Linked DNA regions of Homo sapiens: all the other regions are linked to region 1. Evidence: chromatin loops called from intact Hi-C (ENCODE). Cell type or tissue: Caco-2. All regions are shown on one strand.

Region 1 (8,000 bases):
ATGTCACAGAGCTAAGCAGTCCCAAAGTTAGAATTCAGCCCCATGTCTGCCAGTAGAGTCTGGACTATAATGAAACCTGTTATATATTATTTATATCATAAATAGTCCTTGCATGATTTTGAACCAGTGATTTTTTTAAAACAAAATCACTTTTAAAATGTCTTGTGCATTTTTTATGTATGTATGTACACAAATATAAAGTTGTATATAAATAAGAGTATCTCATACATGGTAAACTTTTTCTTAATGTTTTGTGGTTTTGATTTTTGTTTTTATATCCTATCTCCATCTTTATTCATCTTCCCTTCAGAATAAACATCTTAGAGTATCCTTAACATACTTTTATAGTTGTGGACACAGAGGTATATATAAATGGTTGACCGGGTTTTGTAAAAATTGAATCATATTATATAGATATTTGTTAGGCATATTTGGTAATCTCACATTACCTGGTATATATCTAATTCCTTGTTTTAGATGGCTATATATTATCCATTTTATGGATGTCCTATGATTTATTTAATCATTTCCCTATTTGGCAGGTGTTTACATATTTCCTTTGGATCACCACTACAAACAATTTTTAAATAAACATTCCAATTTAAATACCTAAGTACTGGTGACTTTATTTTGTTGGAACAGTTTCTGAGAAGTGGACTTGCTAGGTTGAAACAATGGTTATTTTGGTGTTCATTTTTAATTGATCTTGCCATTTTGCAGTGGATGTGTTTTATACAACCTTTTGGAAAGCTGTATGTGACAATCATTGTCATTATTTAGTATTCTTTGCCAGTCTAACAGGTGGTAAGGAATAATTCATTATTGCTTCAGTTTCCTTCCCTGACTGCAAAGAAGGTTGAGCATCTTTTCTTGGTACTGACCAGTGGGGCTTGCTTTTCTGTTAATTCACTATTTATATCATTTTCATATCATTCGTTCATTTTACCTTTGAATAATAGGCTTTTTTTTTTAGGAGAGCTCTTTATTTTAGATATTAAACCATCTTATAGTATATTCATTACAAATATTTTTTCCTATTCTGTTCTGTTGCTCTTTTACTTAATGGTTTCCATCTTTCTTTAAATTTTTCTTCTAGAATTTAAGATATTTCTTTTACTTGATTTTCCAGGCCAGGATGTTAAGGGAAGGTTCAGAAAATGCTACTTTTTTGTTGTTATGTGGTGGTTTTTTTTTTTTTTTTTTTTTTTTTTTTTGAGACTGAGGCTCACACTGTCACCCAGGCTGGAGTGCAATGGTGCAATCTTGGCTCACTGCAACCTCTGCCTCCTGGCTTCAAGCGATTCTCCTTCCTCAGCCTCCCAAGTAGCTGAGATTACAGGTGCACACCACCACACCTGGCTAATTTTTTGTATTTTTAGTAGAGACGGGGTTTCACTATGTTGGCCAGACTGGTCTTGAACTCCAGACCTTATTGATCTGCCCCGCCTTGGCCTCCCAAAGTACTGGGATTACAGGCATGAGCCACTGTGCCCGGCCTATTTCTTTTTTTTTTAAGACACAGTCTTGCTCTGTTGCCCAGGCTGGAGTACAGTCCTGCACTTCTGGCTGACTGCAACCTTCGCCTCCCAGGTTCAAGCGATTCTCATGCCTTAGCCACCCAAGTAGCTGGGATTTTACAGGTGTGCACCACCACACCCGGCTAATTTTTGTATTTTTAGTAGAGACAGGGAATTGCCATGTTGGCCAGGCTGGTCTTGAACTCCGGGCCTCAAGTGATCTGCCTACTGTGGCCTCCCAAAGAGCCGGGATTATAGGCGTGAGCCACTGTGCCCAGCCACTACATTTTTTTTTTTTTTAAGTAAAATGCTAGCACTGGTTCTCAAATGAATATCTTACCCAACAAAAATTCTTCTATCCCTAGACCCACTTTAACTCATTATGGGAAACAACAGGATTTCTATGCTACTTAAAAAGAATTTATCTTTTCTTTTTAATCCTGTGGGGATCCTAAAAGGAAGGATGAATATGATGTGGGAATTTCTTTTTTTTGTAATTAATACTCCTACAAGCCAAGTGGTGGGAATGTTTTTAACTAGTGTGTTAATGCACTCAAAAAGTCCAAAATGGGCTGGGCACGGTGGCTCACGCCTGTAATCCCAGCACTTTGGGAGGCCGAGGCAGGCGGATCACGAGGTCAGGAGTTCAAGACCAGCCTGGCCAGCATGGTGAAACCCTGTCTCTACTAAAAATACAAAAATTAGCCAAGCATGGTGGTGCGCACCTATAGTCCCAGCTCCTCGACAGGCTAAAGCAGGAGAATCGCTTGAACCTTGGAGGCGGAGGTTGCAGTGAGCCGAGACTGTGCTACTGCACTTCCGCCTGGGTGACAGAACGAGGCTCTGTGTCAAAAAAAAAAGTCCAAAATCTATGCCGGTAATCCATTACTAACAATGAGGATTAGTAGCTTAAAAACTAGATTAAGGCTGGACATGATGGCTCACACCTGTAATCCCAGCACTTTGGGAGGCCGAGGCAGGCAGATCACAAAGTGTGGAGTTTAAGACCAGCCTGGCCAATATGGTGAAACCCCATCTCTACTAAAAATACAAAAATTAGCCAGGCGTGGTGGCAGGCTAGTTGTCGATCCATATTCCCGACATGCTGGTGCTTCTCCTTCCATGCCTCCAGCTACTCTGGAGGCTGAGGAGAATCACTTGAACTCAGGAGGCGGAGGTTGCAGTGAGCCAAGATCGCGCCACTGCATTCCAGCCTGGATGACAGAGCGAGACTCCGTCTCAAAAAAAAAAAAGAAAGGAAAAAAAAAAACTAGATTAAAAACATGCATTGAAAGCCTTACTACACACACGCGCGCACACACACACACACACACACACATATAACTTTGATTGCCTTTGGGGAAATGAACTGGGTGGCTGGAGGATAGATAGAAACAAGACTTTTTATTGTAAATCCTTTTCTACCTTTTGGTTTTTTTTAAAAAGTCTCTACCTGTTTTTTTAAACATGCTTATTAGTTTTTCTAATCAAAGAAATAACACATTTAAATTTAAAATAAAGAAGTCCTAGGCTGAGCATGGTGGCCCACACCTGTAATCCCAGTACTTTGGGTGGCCAAGGCAGGAGGATCACTTGAGGCCAGGAATTCAAAACCAGCCTGCGCAACATAGTGAGACCCTGTCTCTACAAAAATGAAAATTAAGGCCGGACGCAGTTTCTCACACCTGTAATCCCAGCACTTTGGGAGGCCGAGGCAGGTGGATCACGAGGTCGTGAGTCCTAGACCAGCCTGGCCAAGATGGTGAAACCCCGTCTCTACTAAAAATACAAAAATTAGCCAGGCATGGTGGTGGGCGCCTGTAATCCCAGCTACTCGGGTGGCTGAGTCAGGGGGTTGCTTGAACCCGGGAGGCAGAGGTTGCAGTGAGCCAAGATCATGCCACTGCACTCCAGCCTGGGCAACAGAGCAAGACTCTGTCTCAAAAAAAAAAAAAGACAATTAAAAAATTAACCGGGTGTGGTATTATGCGCCTGTAGTCCTAGCTACTCGAGAGACTGTCAGGAAAATCGCTCAAGCTCAGGAGCAGGATTGCATTGAGCTGTGATTGTGCCACTGCACTCCAACCTGGGCAATTGAGCAAGACTGTGTTTCTTAGAAGTAAAGAAGCCTTCTGCCTGGTTCTGGGATTCTACATGTTTATCTGTCATAGAAAATTTTAACACAGGGTTTCTCAACCTCAGCACTATTGACAGGACTAGATGATTCTTTGTTGTCAAGGATTGTTCTGTGCATTGCAGGTTGTTAAGCAGCATCCCTGGCCTCTATCCACTAGATGCCAGTAGTGGCTCCCATTGTGACAACCAAAAATGTCTCCAGATACTGCCAAATACTCCTGTGTCAGGATACGGGGGAAGAAGCTTATTCCTGATTGAGAACTACTGGGTTAACATACACAGTTTGGAAAATACTAATCGTAAAAACTGTACCAGTCTTTGTATAATGCTGTCAATATGTAAATACCTTTGTTTAGAATTGACTTGTGTTACATTTTAGGGAAAAAATATAACATTGTGATTAAGTGACCCCAAAGTCACATTTTGGTAAGTTAGTTGTCGGTACATATTCCTGACATGCTGGTGCTTCTCCTTCCATACCTTGAAAAAAAAACTCTAACAGACTTTTTTTTTTAACTGGACCTTTACGTGCAAAATGCCCTATTTCTGCCCCCAAATACGTAAAGCTGTATATAGTTTCTTTTCAGGTTTTGGATATTCATAAAGCATTAATTTTATTCTTATAGACGCAAAATGATTTCATGGTTATCTGCAATGTTGCAAAAATCCTAGAGCTAGTTGTACCACTGATGGAGCATCCAAGTGAAACTTTTCTTGCCACTATTGAGGAAGATCTAATGAAGCTCATCATCAAATATGGCATGACTGTAAGCACTCAGTTTACCATTTCTTTATTCATTAGTGTAAAGTTCTAATGTATTTTATTAAAATTTTTAAAGCAAATATTTGTAAAAAGCTAAGTTTTTAAAATAGTATATTTTTAACTTTTATCTAAACATTTTCTATATCTTTTAGGTAGTGCAACATTGTGTGAGCTGTCTTGGAGCTGTTGTAAATAAAGTGACACAAAATTTTAAATTTGTGTGGGCTTGTTTCAATAGATACTATGGTAAGTTCAATACCAGGGTTTTAAAATTATTCTGCTAGGTCCTGCAGGGGGTCAGCTCATTTTAAACACATTTGATAAAAGGCTAGACTCGAGGAAATTATGAGGTGTGATTATCCACCGTGGTCCTCTCAGAAACAATATTTTCTAGTGTCTTTTGTATTTCCTGAAGAACCCACTGTGATTACTTCAGAAATTTATCTCCTGATAAGTAAAGATTGGTAAATTTTTTGCGCACTGTGAAAAGTAAAATTTAAATTTTCTTACATTAGTTTAGACTCTGAAGAGCACTCTCATAATTCTAGACATATTTAATATTTAGAACCATTAGTAAAAATTAATTGGCTGGGGACAGTGGCTCATGCCTGTAATCCCAGCACTTTGGGAGGCCACGGCGGGTGGATTACCTGAGGTCGGGAGTTCGAGATCAGCCTGGCCAACATGGTGAAACCCCGTCTCTCTACTAAAAATACAAAAATTTGCCAGGCGTGGTGGCACACGACTGTAATCCCAGCTACTTGGGAAGCTGAGGCAGGAGAATCACTTGAACACGGGAGGCGGAGGTTGCAGTGAGCCAAGATCATGTCACTGCACTCCAGCCTGGGTGACAGTGAGACTCCATCTCAAAAAAAAAATTGTAATTCATTAGTAGTAATTACTTGAACTTAGTAATTCAAAGATAAATATTATAAGTAAATATTACTTATCTTTATTAGGTGCCATTTCAAAATTAAAAAGTCAACACCAAGAGGACCCAAATAACACTTCACTTCTAACAAACAAACCAGCACTTCTTAGATCCCTTTTCACCGTTGGAGCACTATGTCGGCATTTTGATTTTGATCTGGAAGATTTTAAAGGCAACAGCAAGGTAAAGGTAGTAATACTTAAAATGCTATAAAACATAGAGCTATATGGCACTGTGATCTGAGAATGACAGTAGTGACCCAGGATGAAGGCAACATTAGAGTAGTCTGGTTTAATGAAAATTCTGAAAACAGTGCTGCTCAAAACGTGGTCCTCAGACTGGCTGCTAATCCATCAACTTTTTGTTACTGGTGTGTAACCAGATAATGAAATTTCCCTGACAAGTTATATCAGTTTTGTAACAGTAGCACACTGTTGACATCAACAGCTGACTTTTTAAAAAAAATTTTTTTCAATGAAGGAAACAATGCACTGATTTACATTCCGAAACAAGCTTCTTTGTCACAGACTGATACTTTGAATGCCACTGTTCTAAAATAAATGGAATTGGTTACTTATTTTTTTAATAAAGTTCACACAAATTCTCATTGTTTTAAGGTATTTTTTTCCTTTATAGTTGAAAATTAATCTAAGTTACTGTTCATGAACACTTTAATGTGTTTTCCTCCCCTTAGGTTAACATAAAAGATAAAGTACTTGAACTATTGATGTATTTTACAAAACACTCAGATGAAGAAGTACAAACAAAAGCTATCATTGGTCTAGGTAAGTCTAAATTTCTTTATAATTTGTAGCTATTTGAGAGGGATAGAGCATATTTTTAAATATTGTGAATCTAAATTGTTGATTTACTTTAATATGTTTCTATTAGCAGTAGGATTTGGTGTATAGAATGTAGGTCTGAGGATTAAAACAACTGGGTTGCATTCTTGTCATGGCCATTGACTTCCTGGGTAACCTTGAGCAAGCCATTTGTCTGTTCATCAGTTTCTTCATTAGTAAAATAGAGATAACAATACTTTCTTCTACCCCTCCTCCATAGGGTATCTTAAGAACATTTATTAAAGCCCTTTGATAAAGAAAAATAATATAGAAGAATTCTGTGCTCTTTGCATTTTTTTAATTGTTCTTTTTCATTGCAAAGCTTTGTCACTACAGGAAGCTGCCACATCTGGTTAAAACAATGATCAGTCTACACTGACTTATTTATATAAAAGCAAATAGTAAGCAACCCAGAAGGAACAATTTGGATATATACCTGTTTTATAATGTTTTTCCAGGAAGGATTGATGTAATAAAAACATGTTTTGCAATTGTTAGGCAGGTCTATGTGGCTTATATCTAGGAAGGAATTAGAATATGAGGAAATAGGAGGTGAATGGCATTAAAGTACCTGAATTGAATGCACTTCAAAAAAATACAAGAACAGTCTGTCCAGGTTTTTGGTTTTTGTTGTTGTTTTTTTTGGTACAAATACAGTTGGCCTTCCATATCCATGGGTTTCACATCTGTGGATTTAACCACCAAGGATCAAAAATACTGAGAAAAAAAAATTACACCTGTACTAAATATGTACAGACTTTTTTTGTTATTATTCTCTAAACAATACAACAGCAATTTACATAGCATTTACATTGTATTAGATATAAATAATCTAGAGAAGATTTAAAGTATACGAGAGGATATGAGTAGATTATATGCAAATACTACCCCATTTTATATCAGGGACTTGAGAATCCACGGATTTTGGTATCCCTGGGAGGTTCTGGAGCCAATCCCCCATGGATACCGAGCAATGACTGTACACGTAAAGCTACCCAATGAGATTAAAAACTTATTTGGAAATTTTATTTTGGTGTTATGATTAAGGTTTATACTTTAATCTGCATGAGTAGTTATTTATATTAGTCTTTTGAACAAAAATGAGTAAGAAAAGATTCTAACTTACCCATACCTTATTAAATCATGTTTATGATTTCTGTAAATAAATTGAAACCTTATCATTTTATTCCTCCTCCATCCCTTTTTGAAAATTACATATAGCACATAGAGTAAAAATTCAGACATCATTTACTAAGGAGTTAAATTGATGCAATATTAACTTCAAGCCAATGTGTACCTTCAGATATTCAGTCTGGACATAATTTATACGGAGTGGCAAAACTAATAGTGTTACAAGTATTTCAGAGTACAAAAAGATGAAGTTTTAACTTAAGCAGCGCTATTCAGAAAATATTGCCTCTAGACCAGTTAATAAAAGACATCTTGCCTGGGCCATAGTTATCCTGAGTGACCTTGGGCTAGTTATCTGATCACTCTATGCTTTGAGTTTAGTTTGTTGTTTGTTACCAATAATACTTGCTATCATCAGAGATCTTCATTTTTTCCTCAAATAAACATTATATACAAATAAACATGGATGATATATTGCTACTTATTAACCCGTGGTTATAGGATTCAGCATTGTGGCCTTATTATAATGCCATATGAAAAAGAAATGGAAGATATTTTTAGCTCTGGTTTATTATATTGTTTCATCAAATGAATATATTTTAATTTTTTTTTTAAAATAATGTCAATGTAGTACCTTCTGCTGGGGATCTGAAAAATGTTTGCAGACATTATTTCTTAAA
Region 2 (8,000 bases), 160 kb after region 1:
ATATTGAAACAGGAGATAGTAAAAAAATAATACCCAGAAACACTTCAAAGTGTTAATCAAATACTTAAAAGTCTAAATGTAAGTAATTTATAATAACACTTTAAATCTTAAAACCAGCTAACTATAATGTTATGATTTTTTAATAAGAGCAGATAAAAAGTTTCTGAGAGGAATATAGTATTTATAATATAGAACTATCAATTGAATAGTGTAGGAAAAAAAAAACCTTTTAAAACAAAGTCAAATAAAAATAAGTCTTTCTTTTCTTTTTTGAGACAGAGTTTTGCTCTGTCACCCAGGCTGGAGTGCAGTGGTGCAATCTCGGCTCACTACAACCTCTACCTCCCGGGCTCAAGCCATCTACCCACTTCAGCCTACTGAGTAGCTGAGACTACAGGCACATGCCACGATGCCCAGCTAATTTTTGTATATTTTATAGAGACAGGGTTTCGCCATGTTGCCCAGGCTGGTCTCAAACTCCTTGACTCAAGCAATCTTCCCGCCTTGGCCTCCCAAGTTCTGGGATTACAGGTGTGAGCTACTACACCCAGCCAAGTCTTTCAAAAAAGGCAAAGACAAAGAGATAAATAAGAGACTGAAATAATGTATGGCTTCTAATTCTGACACTCATTATTTCATTTGTTAGCCTAAAAAATGCCTAATTTTTAAAAGTCTGGATATTAAGATTAATTGTGCTATATTGTTACAATAATTTTAACATTTATTGAATAATTACTATATGTCCCAGGTCCTGAGCTAGAAGATTTTACAGGATATCTCAATCCTCACAAAAATGCCATGAGAGGTACTATTATCATCTGCATTTAACCGATACGGAAACTTAAACAGCAGTTTAGTACATTCCCTAAGATTATACAATTAGTGAACAGCAAAGCTGGGATCTATACGTTTGTCTTTAGAGCTTGAATTTTTAACCTGATGATTATTATCAAGTTAATTATTTTAAAAACTTGACAAAATCAACTTTAAATTAATTTAAAAGTTAATGCTATAAGCTTACTTCACTAAGAATAGCTGGCTGGGGACAGTACAATGGAGGAGCTGGAAGATACAAGCCGAATGGCACTAAGCCCCACAGTCTTTTACTGAAGTCCTTGGCAGAGTCTATCAGAAGTTGAAATGTCTCCGAAAGAATATCTGCATCGGCCATAACTGATGCTTTCAGTACTTCTTGTACTGAACCAAATAGCAGATTTGCATCTTCCTCTTCAATGGGATCTATCAAATACAAAAATTTGGTAAAATAGTTAAAGCTTGTATTAAACTTCTTATCCATTTTGTAGGAAAAAATTTCAAATCTAAAAACATTCATTGTCAAGAATGAACACATTGGTTGACATACAAACATCCAAACTTACAGACAGAAATTACAAACTATCTTGTTACTTTAAGATTATAGGTAAGACCATGAGACATTTTTATACAAGATATTGTAGAAACAACTATACAATAAAAATATTCTTAGAATGTAGTTCTGAGTCAAAAATAATTGAAAAAATATTAATGGGAAAAGAATGTCAAGAAAGACACCAAAATAATATAAAAGATTGTGTGAGAGTAACTTTTCCTTTTTTTTTTTTTTGAGATGGAGTCTCACTCTGTCACCCAGGCTGGAGTGTGAAGTGCAGTGGCAGGATCTCGGCTCACTGCAACCTCTGCCTCCCAGGTTCTACCAATTTTCCCACCTAAGCCTCCTGAGTAGCTGGGATTACAGGCACACACTATCCAGGCTAATTTTTGTATTTTTAGTAGAGATGAGGTTTCACCATGTTGGTCAGGCTGGTCTTGAACTCCTGATCTCAGGTGATCCACCTAGCCTCCTAAAGTCCTGGGATTACAGACATGACCACCGTGCCTGGCCATTTTTCCTTTTCTTAATAGTACATGATAGTACTTTGTAATAATAAGTTAATAAAAATGACTTATGAAGGAAACAGGAAAACACAAAATAGTCATATGTATAGTACGGCTTCAACTATGCAAATATCTATATATATGTGCACATGTCCCAAAAGGCAAAATGTAAGATGTGGTGGTAGAACTGGAAACTCAGGGATTTTTCTACTATGAAATATTTTAAGCATACTGTAAAATATAGAATATATGAAAGTACAGAATATAATATGTCAAACACTTATGTACTGACTTCTCATCCTTGTCTGATATTAACATTTTTGCTATATTCAACTTAGGTAGCCACTATCCAGCATTTGGTGTGGATATACTGGAATTCCAATTAAATATATGTTGTCTTTCTGTTGTGTGTTCTACAAAGCTTAACTTCTCTTTCATATTTTTCAAATCTATGTCCCTATCTATTTTGTATATATTTATCTTTCTTTATATATTTTATATATATATATGTATATGATAGCTCAGATGAATAGCTCAGATTCATCTTTTCCAGTTCACAAATTTGCTCCTAAATTGGTTTAGTAACTTTAACCATCTATTGAAGTTTTTGTTTTTAAATCAGGTTGAGACATAATTTACATACTATATCCATCCTTTTTAAAGTATACAGTTCAATAAAATTAAACAAATCTATATTGGCTTGTAATAACATTTCCATCACTCCAAAAGTTATACTTCTTTGTAGTCAATTCCCTGTTTATTCTCAGGCAACCCCTGATCTGTTTTCTGCTCCTATAGTTTTGTTTTTTATAGAATGCCACAGAAATGGAATCATACGGTATGTAGTCTTCGTTCCTGACTTCTTTCAGGACTTCTTACCATGACGGTTCTGTGATTCATCTATGTTGTCACAAGTTATCAGCAATTTGTTCCTCTTCACTATTTGTTATTCCATTTTAAAGATATATTTGAATTTGCTTATCCATTCACCAGTTGACGGACATTTGAGGTGTTTCCAAATTTTGGCTATTATGAAAAAGTTGCTATAAACATTCATGTATGGATATTTGTTTTGTTTCATTTTTTGAGACAAGGATCTCACTCTGTCACCCAGGCTGGAGTGCAGTGGCACAATCATGGCTCACTGCAGACTTGACCTCCTAGGCTCAAGGGATTCTCCCACTTTAGTTAGCTTCCCAAGCAGCTGGGACTACAGGCATATACCATCATGCCTGGATAATTTTTGTATTTTCTGTAGAGACAGGGTTTTGTCATATTGCCCAAGCTGGTCTCGAACTCCTGGGCTCAAGTGATCTGCTGGCCTTAGCCTCCCAAAGCATTGAGATTACAGGCATGAGCCACTGCGCCTGGCTTCATGTACACATTTTTGTGTACATGAATATTTGAATGGGCCTGTTTCTATTTCTCTTTAATGGAATGGAATTCATTCAAGAGCAGCTAAAGAGAAAAAAATGGAACCCTTTGAATTTTTATTTGCTTGTTGTTTCTGACCTCTGGCAATTCCCCTTACTTTATTTAAAGCTTGGCCTTTAAGTGGATATTTTTTGTATTTTATCTAGAAACACATTTTATCTATGTATTTATCGTGGAAGAGTTTTCAGATCATTTAAAACAACATATTGCCAAAACTCAAAGTTCAGACTGGGGATATTTTAGTCCCTTCTTTAAAATCCAACTTTCACACAGTAACATCTTTTCATTGATTAAAGCAAAAGAACTGCACAGAAAATTATCAAAGAAAAGTTTATAGTCAGATTTCCAAGCATTATAGGTTCTCTCAAAACAGAAATGTTATAAGTTTTAGGAATCTAGAGTTAGAAGTCTCACTCTTTACTGGAGCAAAGCACCAATAAAAACAGAAGGGCCTCACAGTTGCCCTGGTTTTACATTAAATATACGACATTAAATGACTGATTTCATTACTTTTTATCTAAATTTCTCCAACTGTAAAACAGATAAATTTTATAGGATTCCTGTGTGAATCCATGTAATACATGTAATATTCTATCATTTTTAATTTTTTAATACCATTTTGAACTTTTCAAATAAAAAAGATCTATAATTTATGCACTAGGTGAGAGTTGAAATAAATCACTCCTAAGTACCCTTCCAGGCTTGAGATTCTACAGCTCCAAAAGAAAATGATACAAATGAAGCGAAATATAATTAGTGTAAAGGTATGTATGAAGGCTACTCTCAACATAGTCTCTGGGGTGGCCTTGCTCTGCAGGAGGAGTCAGAGAGCTGTAACACTGCGGCATCAAGAAAGCTACTTTAATATTTAAAAAAAAAAAAAAAGGCATGTATGGAAAATCAGAAAATCATTCAGTTATCAACCCTTGTATTGTAAGCTGGCATCAATTTTGGGTGTTCCCATGGTTAAGTATAAATATCATACTTTCATTTTTCAGCCGGGCGCAGTGGCTCATGCCTGTAATCCCAACACTTTGGGAGGCCAAAGCAGGCGGATCACCTGAGGTCAGGAGTTTGAGACCAGCCTGGCCAACAAGGTGAAACCCTGTCTCTACAAACACTACAAAAATTAGCCGGACGTGGTGGCCCACGCCTGTAATCCCAGCTACTCGGGAAGCTGAAGCAGGAGAATTGCTTGAACCCGGCAGGTAGAGTTTGCAGTGAGCTAAGATCACGCCACTGCACTCCAGCCTGGGTGGCAGAGTAACACTCCATCTCAAAAAATAATAAAATAAAATAAAAATAAATATCATACTTTCATTTTTGATAAGTTTATTTCAAAGTGTTAATACATTTGTAGACATGTATAAACTTTTTAAGGTATTATAAGGTTTATATTAATCTGACACGAATCAGACTATACATACATAACACACCTGTAAACTGTTTATATTTTGAGCCCATTTCATTTTTTGCTTCCAAAGAGGCTGGTTGACCTAAAACACACTGCAGTTTTTCCTGAAAAATCTGTGCTGGAGTCATACGGAGTGGTAGATTCAGACTCTTTTTCTTGGACCTGAAATGACATCAAATTAAGGGAAATGAATCCAAATTTTGAAAAAAAAGGAAAGGTTTCACATATCAAGGACTAAACATGAAAGTTTAAGAAACAATGGAATTTACTTTTTTATCTATCGTACATGTAAAAAAGATATATTCAAGGAAATATTGTATTAAGACCCTCCACGATTATGATCCTAATATACTCCCCCCATTCTTATTTCTAATTGCTACCCTAAACACGGGCTTTACTAACACATAAGTGTGCTAAATAAATGGTTTTTGTTTGTTTTGAGACAGGGTCTCACTCTGTTGCCCAGGCTGACGTGTAATGACATGATCACGGCTCACTGCAGCCTTGACCTCCCGCGCTCAAGTGATCTTCCCACCTCAGCCTCCCAAGTAGTTGGGACCACAGGCACGATCATCGCCCCTGGCTATTAATAAATGTTTTAACACAAATAAGTAAGCCACTGAGCTGTTCAATACAGTAACCACTAACTATATGTGGCTATTTTAATTTAAATTAACTAAAGTTAAATTGAAAATTTAATTCCTTGGTCTCACTGGCTGCATTTCAATAGTTACTTGTGGTGAGTGGCTACCATACTGGACAACACATTTCTATCACTAAAGAACGTTCCATTGAACAATGCTGAACTAAGGATTCCACATAAAATGTAAATACCAGCAATAAGAGAAATATAAAATACATAGTTCAATCATACTATATCTTAAAATTGCCTAAAAATCCATACCTCATGAAATTGCTATCACGTTTACAGAACAGCTGGAAAGCCACACCAATTGAAACAGACGTCTTCCAGTCTCCAAGTTTATATGCCAACCACACAGCCTCTGGAACCAGGCCACCAATAAATAGTAATTCAAGTGCATATTCAACTGTCCACACATTAGAGAGATTCTGATCTCTAACAACACTGGCCACCTTAGAGTGTTGCAGAGGAATAAGTCGAAAGGACTGCTCTGTGAGTAAATTTTTAAAAATGGATTATTACAATCACATCCAAACTCATGCTTCTTTACATGGGCATATTTATCTCTTCAATCAGTATTATCTACAAAAAACCACCAGGAAGATACATACAAAATGGGCTAAAGTAATACTCAACATGCCCTAGAACACTTTTAACACTGAAGAATGTGCCTCATTCGTGGGTCATGAAACAAATGCCAGCATTATTTTAAAAATGAAACAAAAGAGAAAAAAAACAAAACAGAATAGAAAGTATCAGACACAAAATAAAGGTAAATACTGTTTAATGAAACTTTTGTGTCAGGTAATATGTAAACACATACAAAAAACATTTATATCTACTATACTACTGGTTCACAAAGTACAATTTATTACCGTGACATGGGTCACAATGTGCAATTTATTACTGTGGGATGCTCAGAAATACATGTTTATTTCTCATACTAGATTATGAAATGTAGAAGGCAGAGACTACATTTTATCTGACTTTGTGTTACCCACAGTGTTATGCAATAAAAGACTAAGTTGAGGTAACAATGAAGCATATTAAGTGTCAATATTAGTGTTGATTACAAAGCAGAAAAGTGTGATGTTCAGTAATTCTGACTAAATAATAAGATTGCCATCTGGCCTGTGATTTAATACAAAAGGATAATATCGTTCCCCCTGGCCTTCTGTCCCTTTCCCTAATTGAAGTAACTTGATAAAGCAACTTAAAAATAGGATAAAAGAAATGTTATTAAAAAATACATGTTGATGGGATTTTTACTCATTCTCTCAAAATAAAAGTCATAAACAGCATTCATGAGCTTCTCTGTTCCTCGAAATGGTGAGTTTCTCACATGACCTATACAGGCTATGCCTACTGCAAGAACTAACATTTTAGCTCTCTGACAAACACATCAGGAAAAACAAAAAGTTTTCAACCACTTGGATGTCTGATTTTGCATAAGCAAAGGAGCCAGGAGACTGGCTAAATTTTTCCTATTTTTATTCACTACGAGCAAGGTAATATACCATTAAAATAACTTGAATAATTAAATTTTCTGAAAATTTTACTACTTTCACACAGTAAAAAAGTTCACGACCTTTTAAAATATCACACCAAATAAGCAACTCAAATCCCTAGAAACATTCTGATTAGAAAAATTAACATGAAATGTATATGCATCCTGAAACATTCACAGAACATAGGAGTTTGAACACATAGTTCAAAATCCATGGTTCTACGACTGATTATATTTGCTGACCACTTGTTGCCATCTTTATTAAATTTCTGATAGTATTTTAACTTGTACTACTCTAACTTAGGTGTGCCTTGTACATACATATGTATCTGTTCATGTCTACTCTTGCTTAAAGCCCTCCAACAGCTTCCCATGATACTTAAAATTCAGATTTCTTAACATGGCTTACATCATCTGGCCCCTTTACTGAATGCAACTCATATCACTCTCCACTTCCTTCTCTAGTTTTTTTTTGTTTGCTTTGGTTTTTTTGTTGTTGTTGTTTTTGTTTTGTTTTGTTTTGTTTTGTTTGAGACAGTCTTGCTCTGTCATCCAAGCTGGAGTGTAATCACGTGATCTCACTGCAACCTCTGTCATCTGGGCTCAAGCAATCCTCCTGCCTCAGCCTCCCAAGTGACTGGGAATCTCAGGTACATGTCACCATGGCGGGCTAATTTTTGTATTTTTTGTAGAGACAGGGTTTCATAATGTTGCCCAGGCTGATCTCAAACTCCTGAACTCAAGCAATCGGCCTGGCTTCCCAAAGTGCTGGGATTACAGGCATAGGCCAACATGCCCAGCCCTCCTCCTCTAGTTTACAGCCACACAGATCTTTCCGTTTCTCAAACACATCAAACTTGTTCTTGCCCTGGGGCTTTTACACAAACTCAGGTTAGAATGCCCTGTGCCTTGATGTATCCAACTCTTTTTTGTTATTAAGAGTTCGGCTTAGAGGCCGGGAGCGGTGGCTCACGCCTGTAATCCCAGCACTTTGGGAGGCCGAGGTGAGCGGATCAGGAGGTCAGGAGATCGAGACCATCCTGGCTAACACGGTGAAACCCCGTCTCCACTAAAAATACAAAAAATTAGCCCAGCGAGGTGGTGGGCGCCTGTAGTCCCAGCTACTC
Region 3 (8,000 bases), 96 kb after region 1:
CATTAAACCTTAAAGTTCCAAAATGATCTTCTTTGACTCCATGTCTCACATCCAGGTCATGCTGATGCAAGAGGTGGGTTCCCATGGTCTTGGACAGCTCTGTCCCTGTGGCTTTGCAGGGTACAGCCCTCTGTCCCAGCTGCTTTCACAGCCAGCATTGTCTGTGACTTTTCCAGGCACATGGTGCAAGCTGTCGGTAAATCTACCATTCTGGGGTCTGAAGGACGATGGCCCTCTTCTCACAGCTCCACTAGGCAGTGCCCCAGAAGGGAATTTGTGTGGGGGCTCCAACCCCACATTTCCCTCCCACACTGCCCTAGCAGAGGTTCTCCATGATAGCTATACCCTTGCAACAAACTTCTGCCTGGCTTTTCCATACATCCTCTGAAATCTACTAGAAGGTTCCCAAACTTCAATTCTTGACTTCTATTCACCCACAAGCTCAACACCACGTGGAGGCTGCCAAGGCTTAGGGCTTACACCTTCTGAAGCCACAGCCCAAGCTGTATCTTGGCGCCTTCTAGCCACAGCTAGAGAGGATAGGATGCAGGGCACCAAGTCCCTAGGCTGCACACAGCAAGGAGGGCCTGGGCCTGCCCCAGGAAACCATTTTTCCCTCCTAGGCCTCTGGGCCTGTGATGGGAGGGACTGCCATGAAGGTCTCTGACATGCCCTGGAGATATTTTCCCCATGGTCTTGGTGACTAAAATTTGGCTTCTCATTATTTATGGAAATTTCTGCACTGAGCTTGATTTCTCCCCAGAAAATGGGTTTTTCTTTTATATTGCACTGTCAGCCTGCAAATTTTCCAAACTTTCATGCTCTGCTTCCTCTTGAATGCTTTGCCACTTAGAAATTTCTTCCACTGGATACCCTAAATAATCTCTCTCAAGTTCAAAGTTCCACAAATCTCTAGGACAGAGGCAAAATGCTACCAGTCTCGTTGCTAAAACATAATAAGAATCACCTTCTCCAGTTCCCAACAAGTTCCTCTTCTCCATCTGAGACCACCTCAGCCTGGACGTTATTGTCCATATTGCTATCAGGCTTTTGGTCAAAGCCATTCAACAAGTCTCTAGGAAGTTCCAAACTTTCCCACATCTTCCTGTCTTCTTCTGAGTCCTACAAACTGTTCCAACCTCTGCCTGTTACCCAGTTCCAAAGTCGCTTCCACATTTTCAGGTATTTTTACAGTAGCACCCCACTCTCTGCAGCACCAATTTACTATATTAGTCTGTTCTTACACTGCTAAATAAGACATACCTGAGACTGAACAATTTATAAACGAAAGAGGTGTAATTAACTCACAGTTCAGCATGGCTGGGGAGGCCTCAGGAAACTTACAATCATGGCAGAAGGGGAAGCAAACATGTCCTTCTTCACATAATGGCGGGAAGGAGAAGAATGAGTGCCCACTGAAGGGGGAAGCCCCTTATAATACCATCAGTTCTTGTGACAACTCACTCACTAGCATGAGAACAGGAAGGGGCAAACTGTCCCCATGATTCAATTATCTCCACCTGTTCCCTCCCATGACACATGGGAATTATGGGAACTACAATTCAAGCTGAGATTTGGATGGGGACACAGCCAAACCATATCAGTCAGATATCAGGGTTGTTTTTTTTTTTTTAATTTATTGAGACTTGCTTTAAGGCCAAGCATTTGGTCGATCTTGGAGTATATTCTGTGTGCAGATGAAAAGAATGTATATTCTGTGGTTGATGGGTGGAGCGTTCTACAGATGTTTATTAGGTTCAATTGCTCAAGTGTCTAATTTAATTCCAGAATTTGTTAGTTTTCTGCTTTGATGATATGTCCAACTTTGTCATTGGGGTGTTGAAGTCCCCCACTATTACTACGTGGTTGCCTAAATAGTTTCATAGGTCTATAACTACTTATTTTATGAGTCTAGGTGCTCCAATGTTGTATGCTTATATATTTAGGATAGTTAAGTCTTCTTGTTGAATTGAACTCTTTATCATTATGTCCCTTTCTTTGTCCTTTTTTACTGCTGCTGGTTTAAAGTCTGTTTTATCTGATATAAAAACAGCAGCCCCTGATCCTTTTTGTTTTCCATTTGCATGATAGATCAGAAAGCCTATTTAAAATGTATTCTAAGCGTTAATTTTTGGGTAAAGTGCTATGAGCTAATCATTAATTACTTCTAGTAAGAGACAGGATTAAATGTATGTTGTACTTAGAGTGATTCTTGGGAAAACCCACAGGATACAGTTATATACTATATATTGTTAGAGAAAAGGGAAGAATGACACATATACATAACAAAACATGAAAAAAAAATCTATTCTAAGCTTCAGATTTGTTTCATAAAAATCACATTAAAATATGACAAATTTTGAACATTCTTGAATGAGAAGCATTTTAAACAGGTTAAAAATGAATTATTCAATGATTACCTGGAGGTGCCCATAGCTTGTTCTGTTAAGCCAAGTTCTTCACTGGAAACTCCGTCTTTAATTATAAGGTCATCAATAATGTCTGCAATATCAGTCAATCCAGTCATCTGGAGCGGATGTACTGAAACACTTCATTTGCAAATGTAATTTAAGAAATATAAATCAGTATCTACAACTTAATTACATTAAGCAAAAATAAACATGTAACAAATGAACACAAAATGATAAACATATATCTACTGTTCCTTCTATTTCTGTAATTCTAGTATCTCTCAGTGAAAAAGACTAATCAACAAAAAGTAATGACTTGGTAGATTTTCTTTAAAAAGGAAACATATGGTCCAGAAGAAAACCCCTATAGATTCTGTTTAAATTTAATCCATATTTATATAAGAAAATGTAGTAAATATAGTCTATTGAATTCTAACTACTTGTGCTAAAACAGTAAGAGATATAACAATCCTCAATTTCTTAAAAATATTCCATACCCAATGAAAACTTATATTCCTTTAAACCACAAAGATATATATAATGTAAAAATTCACACACATATGAACAAAATTTTCACTATCTACACCCAACTTTAAAGAAAATTGTGAATTAACTCTTAAGATATTTACCTCTCACACAATTCATCACTGCTATTCATACCTAAAAAAAAAATCATTATTAATAAAAATTTTGGGTTTTTTTTTGCTTTCAATTGTTAATCTAATTTAGAAATTATATAACCAGAAATTAAATTAAAATACTTTTAAACTTCCAAATTGGTTTATAGATATATATTTACAGCATATTTATCCTCTTCCTGAATATGCTATCTGATAGTGAATACTGTCTACATATTTTTTGAGACCATGTCTCACTCTGTCACCCAGGCTAAGTGCAGCGACATGGTCATGGCATACTACAACCTCTGCCTCCGGGCTCAAGCAAACCTCCCACCTTAACCTCCTGAATGGCTGGGATTACAGGTGTGTGCCGCAATGCAGGCTAATTTTTGTATTTTTTGTAGACACGGGGTCTTGCTATGTTGCCCAGGTTGGTCTCGAACTCCTGAGCTCAAGTGATTCACCTGCCTTGGCCTCCCAAAGTGCTTGGATTACAGGCATGGGCCATCGCACCCAGCCAGTATAAGATTATTACTTTTTCTATCCTGAGTACTCAGTGTAATATGTCAGAAGGCACAACCCTTCTTTGCTTAGTACACAGTTTAGAGTACTGGAGTGCAATTTACTTTATAAAATATACACAAACAAAAAACAAATCTCTGGTGATCTGAAAGTAATATATTTTAGAAAATATCTTATTTAAATCCGAGAAGCAATTTACCTGTAAGAATGTGTCCCAAAATATAATTTTTAAGTCTTGTCCAGTATTAACTATATGTCTTCAGAGAAAAACACTTAATCTATTCAGTCTTCTATATGTTTCATTCTAAATGTTTAATTCTTCTATATGTTTAATTCTAAAAACAGGATTGAATTAATATAGGGAAAAGTGTTCTGACATCTCTTCTCAAAAAATATTCCTTAAGATTTTATTATCTTGAGATAAACCAAATCTGTCCCTAAGACTTACACATTCACATGGTTTTAATATGAAATACCTGTTTTCTTGAAAACATATTGTTCTATTTAATTTATTAACCTCCAAATCAAGGATTTTATTTTCGTTCTCAGAATCTGGGCATTTGTGGGTTAAGAGCAACTAATTCAATTTAACTAAGAGAGAAATATTTCACATAAATCTAAGATTAGCGTAATAGTAATAGTTCTACCCCTTATAGCTTTTTACTAGGTAGAAAAAGATATTAATCCTATGTACTTAGGAAAGAGAAGGTCCATTAAAGAGACACTTTCTATCAGTATTTGAGAGGCCCCTGCTGGCCTATTCACGAAAAAAAGCTTGAAGGATTCTCTTCCAATAACGACTGGGCTGCATATGGGGAAGTAGGTGAGATTAGCGAAGATGGTGACCTCTTGGGTTAAAGATTGAAGTGTTTGTCATCAAAGGTTGGTAAGTAACAAGTTGCCCTTTCTCCTATTAGTAACCCAGGATCACTAACCCACGGCCACAGTACCTGTTTATTACCAAGTAAACGTTCTTAAAACATTATGAGATTTATGCATGGACTTTTTTTTTTTTTCTAGCTCATCAGCTATTGTTAGTGTTAGTGTATTTTATGTGTGGCCCAAGACAATTCTTCTTCCAATGTGGCTCAGGGAAGCCAAAAGACTGGAGTCTAGACTTTGACATCAGACCTAGTTATACCTTTGCCTTAGACTCTGGCAACACTAAACAACCACGTTCCCCCTCTCCTCCTCTTTTACCCACCTAGTCACTGAGTACCATCAGTTACTAATTCAAAATGTCTCGTTTCTTCTATTTCTTTCCCACAACACTAGCCAGGCCCTCATTATTTCCCAGGTCAGATTTTAGTAGCCTCCTCAGTGGTCTCTATGCCTCCATTCTATTTTTCCTCAAAACCTCCTTGTTTTACTTCTCTGCTTGGAATTCTCCCATGTTCCCAAGGATAAAATGGAGTGTAAACTTCTCAGATATAATTAGAACCCTCTACCATCTAGCCATATGAGTCCTGTTTAACCTCATTTGTCAATCCTCCCCAGAGAAGAGAAGAGAAAAGCTATCAGTGACCAAGAAAATAAAACAAGATTCTCAGATGCTTTATATATGATACTCAGTCTTCACAACTTTGTGAAGTGGAAATTATTATCCCCATATGTTGATGACTAAAACACACATGGCATCTAGAAAGAACTGAGAAAATAATTACAAGATTTAAAGTCAGCTTCTTAATAGGTTTTCTTTTATTTAAGTAACAGTAATGCCATTTAAAATAGCATTTTTACTGTTTATATCACTTTAATAATGGTAATAGAACATATACTAAACACTCAGTAAAATCATTTTAATTGACCATCAATATCTGAGAGAAAAAAAATATTTCCAAGCCACTGTCAGTGATTGAACTGATGTATTTACTATGTTCTATTATTCATAGGACAAAGTATATTCATTAGGACTAAAGAATAACAGTTTTAATTGCTACCTCCAAATGAAATAAAACAAAAAGTGGCACTAAATCCTTCTAAATCTCAATCTCCTCAACTGTAAAATGGAGATAATAATAGTGTCTACACCTCATAGATCAGGCTTAAACCAGAATCTATGCATATAAAACAGTGATGTTTGGCACATGGTAGAGGCTCAAGAAATGATGGCTACTATTTTGTTTTCAAATTAAAATTCAAAGTTCTTATAATTGGAAGAGTTTTAATTTTTCAATTTTTGTAAAAATCAACTATTACAGTAATTCCAGTTGCTATATATTTCATATTAATAAGTTACACCAAGATATGATACATAATTGCAGTATGTCTTATGAAGGTGACAAGATGTCACAGTTCTTCATGTGACTAGCAAAAGTTTTAACTTTCCTTCCCCTAAAATAAATATTACAAAATGACTTCACAAACCTTTCATAACTATATTCCCAGTAAATCATGTTCAGTAACATTATAATGGAGAATAAGAGTATGTGTAAATGAAAAAGTAAAGAACAATACCAGGAGAAGTAGTATTCTGATCACTGGAACTGGAAAGGCTGACAGCTGAATCGGCAGTAGGAAACACACAGGTTTTCTGACCAGAATAATTTTCTGTTATTGAAAATTCAGGTTCTGAAGTCTCCTTTTTGTCACTTTGATCTTCTTCATCCATATGGGTCAAAAAACGCACTAATCCAGAGTATATATTACAATTAAAATAAAATAGTAGAGGAAAAAAGATCACATGGAAAAGACAATTGCCACTATTTCCAACTGGCAACCCAGATATTAGAAGTTTGTCACATATTATGCTAATAGCTTTCTACTGTATAATGAATTTAATAAAAAATTTGAAGTTAAAGCTCTCCCACAGTAAATAAACAAGATTTATTAGACTGAGCTGAAGTACATAGGCCTATGCCCTTTCATAAAAACATAGACATGCTAAATTACAAAAAAAAATTTTAATATACGACCAATCTTTCTAAACAGAGAAATCCCATGGTGCCAGAAAAGAAAAAGGAACTCATAGCTGGAGCAGTAAGTGGGCAATGATGCTGGGATAGTCTACTGAGGAATAGGAGATGTGGTTCTGTACACTGCAATGAGGGAAAAACTGAGCTACCTTCATGTATCTTAGAGCACTGAAGGACAGCTTTGTCCATAAAATAGGAAAAAGAAAATCTCTCCCCTGGTGAAACAGCAAATAAGTTTTCTATCTGCATGGACAGCAGCTGAGAGAAAAATAAAAGTCAACTTTGAGAAATCAACACCCTGACTTGCCACAAGCATGAACAGGGTCTGAATTTCTACCATCAATAAAGTACAGCAACCCCAAGTGAAGAAACGTATACTAAAATTTGTTTCAATTTTTTCCTACTTCAACGATAGCAAAAAGCAAATGCAAAACTACTCCAAAGACAAACATATAATCTAGCAGAACTTCCACTAATGATAAGCCCATGATAAAAAATTACAATTCACACAAAGGAACAACCAACCATGAAAGACAGTCAGTATGCAGATTCAACAATTGATAATGTGCACATATGAAATACAATAATCAGAAAAGGTTAGTCATAAAACATGACTGAAATTATGAAACAGATAAAGCATAGGAACAGCAATAAAAAAACAGGACACAACATCCAAAGAGCAGATAGATTTGAAAAAGAAATAAATACAACTTCTAGATATTAAATGTAGCCACCAAAATTAAAATCATAATGAATAGCTAAAACAGCAAAGACACAGCAAAAAAGAGAATTAGTAAACTAGAAGACAGATATGAGGAAATCATCCTGAGTGAACCACTGATAAAGGGAGGAAATTATGCAGAAGAGGCTGAATGAGATAAGGAGGCCAGGCACAGTGGTTCACACCTGTAATCCCAGCACTTTGGGAGGCCAAGGTGGGCTGATCACCTGAGGTCAGGAGTTCGAGAACAGCCTGACCAAAATGGAGAAACCCTGTCTCTACTAAAAACACAAAAAATTTGCCAGTGGTGGTGGCACACGCCTGTAATCACAGCTACTTGGAAGGCTGAGACAGGAGAATCACTTGAACCTGCGAGGCAGGGGATGTGGTGAGCCAAGATTGTGCCATTGCACTCCAGCCTGGACAACAAGAGCAAAACTCTGTCTCGAAAAAAAAAAAAAAAAGATATAAGGAACAGAGTGAGGAGGTCCAACATGCCTCTATTAGGTGTTTTAGAGAGAAAAGAAAAAATGGGGAGGAAGCAGTACTTCAAAATATTATGGGTGAAAAGTCCCCAAAGTTAAATCTTAAAACTAAAGAATCATTCCTACTCCAATATAAGGTAAATAAAAGAAATACGGTCAGGCACGGTGGCTCACGCTTGTAATCCCAGCACTTTGGGAGGCCAAGGTGGGCGGATCATGAGATCAGGAGATTGAGACCATCCTGGTTAACACGGTGAAAACCCGTCTCTACTAAAAATACAAAAAATTAGCCCAGCATGGTGGCAGGTGCCTGTAGTCCCAGCTAC

Evidence for each region. A loop is a pair of places that touch in the nucleus more often than their neighbours do. Peaks named below come from ENCODE experiments on the same cell type or tissue, not always from the same donor. Only the 100,000 strongest peaks of a DNase experiment are listed, where the experiment ranks them.
Region 2: it touches region 1 in a loop (2.4-fold over the local background); 3 of 110 quality-filtered maps call a loop at or near these places.
Region 3: a loop joins it to region 1, with 11 times the contacts of the local background. A loop is called at or near these places in 2 of 110 quality-filtered maps.

The regions. Positions count from the first base shown.
Region 1 is chr5:37,040,068-37,048,067 of GRCh38, forward strand. It overlaps NIPBL (NIPBL cohesin loading factor), which reads left to right. Exons shown (of 47, transcript NM_133433.4): 35 at 4,280-4,420; 36 at 4,569-4,662; 37 at 5,376-5,530; 38 at 6,042-6,132. Among named protein-coding and RNA genes, the nearest start is that of NIPBL, 170 kb to the left of the region's middle. In Caco-2, no CTCF peak of the experiment used is centred here; a DNase peak (open chromatin) is centred at 3,809.
Region 2 is chr5:37,200,570-37,208,569 of GRCh38, forward strand. It overlaps CPLANE1 (ciliogenesis and planar polarity effector complex subunit 1), which reads right to left. Exons shown (of 53, transcript NM_001384732.1): 17 at 5,628-5,856; 18 at 4,746-4,885; 19 at 1,022-1,239. Among named protein-coding and RNA genes, the nearest start is that of CPLANE1-AS1, 44 kb to the right of the region's middle. In Caco-2, no CTCF peak of the experiment used is centred here; no DNase peak of the experiment used is centred here.
Region 3 is chr5:37,136,300-37,144,299 of GRCh38, forward strand. CPLANE1 (ciliogenesis and planar polarity effector complex subunit 1) reads right to left here. Exons shown (of 53, transcript NM_001384732.1): 44 at 6,011-6,181; 45 at 3,041-3,071; 46 at 2,421-2,549. Among named protein-coding and RNA genes, the nearest start is that of CPLANE1-AS1, 110 kb to the right of the region's middle. In Caco-2, no CTCF peak of the experiment used is centred here; no DNase peak of the experiment used is centred here.